Linked DNA regions of Mus musculus: all the other regions are linked to region 3. A link is a loop called in an ENCODE intact Hi-C map of the cell type or tissue named here. Cell type or tissue: left cerebral cortex. All regions are shown on one strand. Region 1 holds the start of Psme4 (proteasome (prosome, macropain) activator subunit 4). Region 2 holds the start of Gpr75 (G protein-coupled receptor 75). Region 3 has its middle 27 kb from the start of Acyp2.

Evidence for each region. Peaks named below come from ENCODE experiments on the same cell type or tissue, not always from the same donor. Only the 100,000 strongest peaks of a DNase experiment are listed, where the experiment ranks them.
Region 1: it touches region 3 in a loop (3-fold over the local background); 3 of 42 quality-filtered maps call a loop at or near these places.
Region 2: it touches region 3 in a loop (5-fold over the local background); 3 of 42 quality-filtered maps call a loop at or near these places.

The regions. Positions count from the first base shown.
Region 1 is chr11:30,770,718-30,773,217 of GRCm38, reverse strand. It overlaps Psme4 (proteasome (prosome, macropain) activator subunit 4), which reads right to left and starts at 1,443. Exons shown (of 47, transcript NM_134013.3): 1 at 994-1,443. The coding sequence starts at 1,235. In left cerebral cortex, no CTCF peak of the experiment used is centred here; DNase peaks (open chromatin) are centred at 261, 887 and 1,513; H3K4me3 peaks cover 2,131 bases; H3K27ac peaks cover 1,424 bases.
Region 2 is chr11:30,884,026-30,886,525 of GRCm38, reverse strand. Gpr75 (G protein-coupled receptor 75) reads right to left here and starts at 1,168. Exons shown (of 2, transcript NM_175490.4): 1 at 984-1,168. It also overlaps a transcript of Erlec1 not described here. In left cerebral cortex, no CTCF peak of the experiment used is centred here; DNase peaks (open chromatin) are centred at 811 and 1,108; H3K4me3 peaks cover 1,507 bases; H3K27ac peaks cover 1,444 bases.
Region 3 is chr11:30,674,755-30,677,254 of GRCm38, reverse strand. No RefSeq gene overlaps it. Among named protein-coding and RNA genes, the nearest start is that of Acyp2, 27 kb to the right of the region's middle. In left cerebral cortex, a CTCF peak has its summit at 999; a DNase peak (open chromatin) is centred at 969.

The sequences.
Region 1 (2,500 bases), 96 kb before region 3:
CTGTGCAATCACTTATCGGTAACCATATGCATAAACATAGTCTTACCAAATTATATGTAGCGTACCAAACAAAACAGCAAAAATCTTATATAATAAGTTCTGCCAAAGTAAAGGCGCGCATAGAGCAAATGACCTCTCCAAACTTTTTGCTCCATCATTACTTTTCCCCCGTTCTAATTCTAATGACGCTATAATTTGCGGCTAGTGCGTACGGAAAACAAAAGAACTAACCAACTCAAAACCACACAGTCTGGCCAACAAAGCCCGGGATCAACCTAACAGCGCTCTTCACTATTTGCCTTAGAATAAGCGAAGTCGTGACCGAGGAAATGTCACAACAGGAACATACACTTTTCCTAGAATTCTAAGACAACATTCTCAACGTCTACTCAATCCGAGAATGCGCTGACTGTCCATTTGAAACGAATCGTTTCAATTAAATCCAGGAAGCCAGAACAGCAACCCAGACCCCCAAGAAACATAGTAACACAGAAAAACACACCACACACACACACACACACACACAACCTCTTACTGTCCCTACTTCCTACGGTAAGAAGTGTAAAGTGGATCGACGAGGAAGGAAAAACAAAACAAAACAACAACAAAAACAAAAAACAAACAACAAACCCAAAAAAACCACAGAAGCAAGGACAGGAGTCGCTTCCCCAAAGACCGAAGCTCTCTATCCCGCAGCTCCAAGCGCAGAACCCCAGGGAGAACCAATGGGAGCCGCTCGTCCCTATGCCCGGGTACGCCTGTGGCTCCCCAGAGCCTGGCACGTCAAGAGAAAGGACCAGAACGCTGATCGTGAGAGGCGACCGACAGGACCCAGAAGTCCCACGGAAAGCAACGAGGAGACTGGGTCTCCCCGGACTCGGCCGCGCCCCTGGAATCCTGCACCAGGTCAGCGCCGTCTGGACAGAACAGAGTTGAGCAGCACCAGCAGCGCAGACAAAGAGCCCGGCCCGCCGACGGCTTCAGCCCACTTACGTGGAGAGTTTCCGCGTCCAGAAGAGGCCCCCGGGCCACAGCTCTTGGAGCTGCACGGCCCGGCCCAGGTTGCTCTTGATCTGTGCCAGCTGCAAGTCGGACTCGGCGTCCAGCCGCTCGGCATAGGGCAGAAGCTTGTTGTACACGATCTCCTTCTGCGGGACGAAGGCCCGCGGGCCCAGTACCGGCCGCCCGCCAGGCTCGGGGGGCTCCCCGCCGCCCGCCCGCTCCGGAGCCTCCATTAGCCCGGGGCCGCCCCCGGCCCGACCCCCGGCCCCGGCCCCCGCCCCGCTGCGGGCTCAGCCTCGTCCGCGTCGCCTCGCCCTCGGCCCGACCGCTGGGCCCCCCTCCCGCCCCGGCTGCCCGGCGCGCTGCTGGACCCCGCGCGGCACCCGGTTCGTTGGCGGTGGCAGCGGCTGCTCGGCCCGGACCCCTCCGGCTCTTCTGGTGACGCTGCAGCCGCAGCGCCGGGAGGTTCCGGACCGGCCTCAAGTCACTTCCGGGGCGGGGCCACGGAGGCGGGGAGGAGGTAACCTGGCTGCTTTCTTGCAGTCAGCCGAGTTTGGTGTCAGCGACTGGGGTTGCCACGCGAGGCTGCCGGCGAGAAACAAGAGACCCTACTCTGCTCCAGCAGGATCCAGAGACACGGAATCCGACTACCTCTCCACGCTCAGTATCCTCTCTTCTGGGCCAGTTTACGGAAGAGCAGCTTGTATCCCAGCCGGGGGCGGGAGTGTGGACAGCGAAGCAGTATGAGCACAAAGAGTTCTAGGCCAACCTCTGCTTCCTACTGGCAACAGGAGACACTATCTTTAAAAAAACGTGTATGGAAGAATCTGTATACACAATAGTACCCTGTGTTCCTCTGTCCTTTTACCCCCCACCTTTCTGATATTTCCCCGTCCACCCTCCAAAAAAGTTACTCAACAAATATACTTTGTGTGTCATCTTCTCATTTAAGGTCCCTATAGAAAGTTTAAGAACGCCTAGTTCTGCCCTTAAGGACGTAGAGGCCTTTCCTGGCAACAAACTAATAAATTACAAGATAATGCATTGGTAAATACTGGATAAGTACCGAGATACCTGGGAATTCTAAATGAAGGCATATCACCTTCATAGAAGTTATTTTTAAATTAATCTGTAAGGTTGATGGCAATGTTATTTCGATAAAGAAAGGAGGAAGAAATAATTATCAGCTGACAGAAAAGACTGAGGCTGCAAGCTTGCTTTCTGATAACTCAAGATTCAGGCTGGTTAAAGATTGCTTGCCAGAAGGGAGTGAATACATGTATTGAGACTAAGAAGTAAATGCTGGAGAATTGAGATTGATCTTAAAAATAACAAGAAATTTCTAAGAGAGGACATTGTAACATGCGCCTGTCATCCCAGCATTTGGAAACTCAAGAGCAGGAGGGTTGTAGCTTAAAGCCAACCTGAGCTAAACAAAAAAACGAAACAAAACAAACTAACTAACTAACTGAAAAAACAGACAAGGATTACCAGCTGG
Region 2 (2,500 bases), 210 kb before region 3:
CATAGTGACACTCTGTTGCAAAACAAATAAACAAAAAAATATGTGAAAAGCTGGATGTGGTAGCCTGTAATCTCAGTCTCTCAAGAGCATAAAGGCAGTATCACCTACTTGAAAGCCAGCCTGAGGGAAGGAGGGAGGGGGTCATGAGTAGGTGTAGGGAGGGACAGGGGGAAGAGAAGGCGGGAGGGGGGAGGGGCGATGGGTCTCTAATACTGTGCTGTTTGTTTGTTTGTTTTATTCCCATTCTAAAAGTTGACGGACTGAGGGAGCTGAAGGGCAAGACCAACAGAATCAACTAACCCGGATCCCTAGGAGCTCACAGAGATTATTAATTTTTGAAGCAAACGTTAGGACACTTACAAGTTAACTCATGACCTTGATTATTTCATTGTATTCCAACCCCAAATAAATGCCGAATTTCTTCATGGAAGGCTTTTTTTTTTTTTTTTTTTTTTTTTCCACAGCCCTCACACAAAACTAAGTTCTGTCCCATTCCCACTAATTTGAATGGATCTAGAAAAGCACGGGGAGGCTAAATAACTTGCCCAAGGTCAGTGAGATATTTCAAACCTCCCATTGTTTCTAATCACCTGAACTATCTATCCATTGAGGCTAATAGCTGATGGGGTGGGAAAGATCTGGGTCTCTGGTGGAGGGATAAGGAGTCTGTGGAGCACTGCGTACTATCGTACTATTGACTAAAGGAGTAGGAGATTGCAGGTTTATCCCCAACTGTGATTGGTAACGGGTAGGGGGCTCCCTAGAACTGGAGGAAACACAGGCCTAGGCTAGTCCAGGGATGCTTGGACTCCGCCTGGATGCAGGCAGTGGGTTGTGGTCTGTGTAGAGCTTACAGCAAGGCTGCACAGGAACACAGGTGCGCAACCTACCAGGCCAGGCCAAGCTTAGCCTTCTCCCCGCTCCCGCTCGCCTCACAACCCTGGTGTGATCCTCCCGGTCTGGGCTTGCGGCCTCTCACCTACCAGCTGGCCTCAGCGCCGCCCTTCCTCCTCCGTGTCGCAGTAGTGACCCTATCTGTGCCCGGTGGCCTGGAAGCTGCCGGGCTAGAGTCATCATCGCCATCGCTGCCGCCTCCGCGCATCCCGGGAGCCTAGGCGAGCCGGGCGCGCGGCGCAGTCACCGAACCCGGGGCGCGGCCCCTCCCTCTGACCGTGGCCGCCCCGCCTGCTCGGCACCCTCCCTGCCTGCCCGCCTCAGCCTAGTGGGAGTGCGCTCCGATATGCCAGGGCTGCCTGTGAATTGGCCACTGACCGCTGATACACAGCAAGGAAAAAATGAAAACCAGAGATGCCAGGCAGGAGGAGACAGCTGAGAGTGCCTGCGGAGAGCCTTCAAGCTGATCTCCTTGGCTTTCTAACTAGGCTGTCAGTTCCAGTTTAATAATTAAAGTCATTATGACAAATTGAATCGAACCAATTTCAACACACATATGTGTCTTAGGTCATAGTAAGTACGTGGTTGATGCAAAGTTAAAAAAACAAACAAACAGGTACTATTAAATACCGTGTTGGGTGTAAAAATCTTGAGAAGCAATAGTGTAATTCAGCTAGTCCTGTTTAAAACACCAGCATAAACCATTAGAGCGTTGCTTCTCATCTCCCAAAGTCAATATGTCTAAAACAACAAACCCACTTTAGCTTATATAAGAAACATTCCTAAGTATGTTGTTATGGGCAAACATACCCTGTTAACTCCTTCAGGATTTTAACCTGGTTAATTATGATCTTCTACTTTTCTAATCTCATCCAATACTTAAGAAATAGAGAATGCTATTCAAATGTCCCCCCCCTTTTTTTTTTTGGTTAGAAATCAAAGACTTTGATTCCATCCAGGTGAAATATTTCGTGGCACCATTGCCACTACAACCCCTTTCCGTTTTCTGTTAAGTTTCCTTTATACTTAATGTAATTAAGTATAAAATATAATAATACTAATACAATTCTATTAATTTTCCCATTTTTTACTAAGAAACATGTTGAAGGGATTTGTGAAATCCGAACTATGTTTAGGAAAAAAAATGCTCAAGAAAAACCCCCAACTAATTTTCACATAAATCATGTTCTACTCCCCAGACACTTGGCAATATACTGGTTCTAAGATGTTGTTGGTAAAGGTAACACTGGGCCCTAGAAACATTTGAAGAAAAAAAACACGAATTAGCAGTTAAGAGTGGGAATTCTGACCCAAATTATATGTCTCTCCAAATACATTAAATACTGCCTGTATAATTTCCATTTGGACATAAACGATAACAAAATGTTCAGGCTGAACTACTAGTAGCCATCAGTAGTACATACACCTGAGAGAAACCAACCTCATACTGAGAAAGACAAAGGCTCCACCAATGTTTGTGGGGTTATAAGGCAACACAAAATAATAACATGCACAAAATATGGCAGCAAGGATACTGGATAAAAACAGTGGCATACCAATAATGCAAAAGGCAAAGTCTGTAAAAGTTAATCATGGCTAACAATAT
Region 3 (2,500 bases):
TGAGTGATCAAGAGACTTCATGTTCCATTGTCATAAGAACAATTACCCATGTCTTCCCAGCACAGAATCTGTTATTGTTAGAAGCATACATAAGTGTTAGTATTTGTCAGCTTGCTCATAGTGTCTCTGCTAAAGGCTGTACATTAAGGATGTGATAAACTACAGCCATAGCAGGCCTTGTGAAGCTTGCATGTTGTCTGGTTTTCCCATTCTGCTAGAACTTTCAAGATCACAGACCTCTTTCTATGTTAAATTTCATCTTATTGGTGACTTAGAAAGAGTCTAATTCCCACTTTTGATCTAGACTGTCAGACTGAGACAAACCCCAGTGGGTTAGTACATTCAAGGTAAGTCAAGTCTTAGTTTATTGAGAACAGCCATTGTTGGAGTGATCACTGATAAATAAAGTGATAGGAAAAAATCTAAGAGAATAGAGAATCTAAGAGGGTAGAAAAAGCTCAAACATAAAGTATGGAGAACTCTGGACAAACATGTGACAAGAGGATGACCTTTTATCAAGAAGCTAATACCAGGCTTCATTATCCTAGAGTCCTGCTGGTGACTCTAGCCTGTGCCACTGCAAATGTCCAGTCTGAACATTATATCTTCATGGCTTCCTAGATGTTGGGAACAGAAATACCTTTAAAATAGAACTTAAATTCTACCCTCTAGACAAAAAGCAGACCAGATGAACAAGGGTCCCCTGTTCTCAAAATACAAGAAAAGTTTACCTAGTTAGGCCCATCTTCCTAAGGATTTCATATAAATCTTAGTATGCAGTCTATCTCTTACTTACAAATAAGGCAGAACTGATTCTTGTCTTGTGGCTCATTGAAAGTACAACTAACAGTCATTATCACTGAAGAAAGAAGTCTAAGTGTTTTCAACCTAGGATTACTCACTGGGAAATGAATAGTCTGTGTGAGTCAGCCACATTTTGCTGAGGTCTTGCTGTGTTCATCCATATCTTGTCTTGCACTGCCCTCTTCCTGCTGTTCAGAAAAGGGCCTTGAAGACTGGATGCTTTAGGAATTTCCCCATTGGGGAAATGTCAACTCCAGAGTAGATTATGCTATAGAGATTAGGTCTGAGAGAAAATTGCAGAGTTTGATTCACTCCTATTACATGGGTTCTGGAAGACCAAACTCAGGCGGTCAAGCTTGGGCAGCAAGCACTCTCTGCAAATTCTTTTCTCTTTTCTGTTTTGAATCTTTTGATTAGGACATGTCACTCTCTTGAATTTATCTCCTTTAATTTTTCAATATTGGCCACCAAACCCAAGCCCTTGTATATCTCCAGTGCATTCTTATTTTAAATGACTCTAAGTATTTAGATTCCAATTCTATATCTTCTATTGTGTTTTGTACCTTGTCATCACTGAAAGAACACATGGCCTCACAAGGTCCCATGCTGTATAGCTGCACTCGAGGCACAGCCAATGGCCCCAGAGTGAGTGAAAGTGATACGAACTCATGTCTGCCGCCCAAGCCTGCTGTAGGGCAATGCCTCGGACCACACCCACAGCCCCAGATAACCAAGCCATAGTATGTGTGTGTGTGTGTGTGGGGGGGCATGAGTGAAAAAAAAAAAAGCCATGAAGTAATTTGTGGCACGCTCTAGTTGTAATTGGCTGAATTTAGCTTAAAAAATGCATTCTGGTACTGCAAAATCACTTAACTGAGCCCTTGATTGCAGAATATGTACCTGTACTAGGGTCCCACCCTGATAGTTTTTCTCTGTGCTTAACAGAGGCAGGCAGATCTCTAAATTCTTTTGCAATGTTAAAATAAATGTGCTTGCTATCTCCTAAGAATTAAGAGGCTGGGGCCCTGGGATACTGATTGGAATAATCAAAAGGGAACCTGAGGTAATGACTGGACTGATGTGTAAATAAAAACTGGGCTTTCAATCTGCAAGAGATGAGCTATCTAGAGAATTTTTAGAATAGCACAAGAGAACTTCCTGGAGAACTCTATGAGCAGAACGTAGAGCAGTCTGGAAAACTATCTCAAGCAAAACATAGGCTGCCAGCTAGGACCTACAATCTGACTTTGAGTTGTTTGTTTCACTGCTCTCAAACACCCCTTCTCTCAGGACCCCTCTCCAAGCCAAGGCAGGTCCTTGACATTTGCCTGCATGTATGTCTGTGTAAGGGTGTCAGTCCTAGAATGAGAGCTGGGTATGAATCCCAGGTCTGCTGGAAGAGTAGCTGCAAGGAATGCGTGGCCCCAGGAGCCACTTTTCCCAGTGCTTCAAAGCTGCCTGGGGTGCTCTGGTTCCCTGCTGCACTTACCACGCGGTCCTCATGTAACCAAGCCTAGAGCGTGTGTGAGTGAATATGATAAGGTAGAAGCTCAATGAAGTAATGTGTGAATGCCTTAGTTATGATTGGCTAAAATTGGTTAAATAACTTCCAGTCTGGGACGGCAACTTACTCATTCCTGGAGTCCAACAGAAATGTCAACCTGCTTAGAGACGAATCCACCTGGTCGCCCGCTGC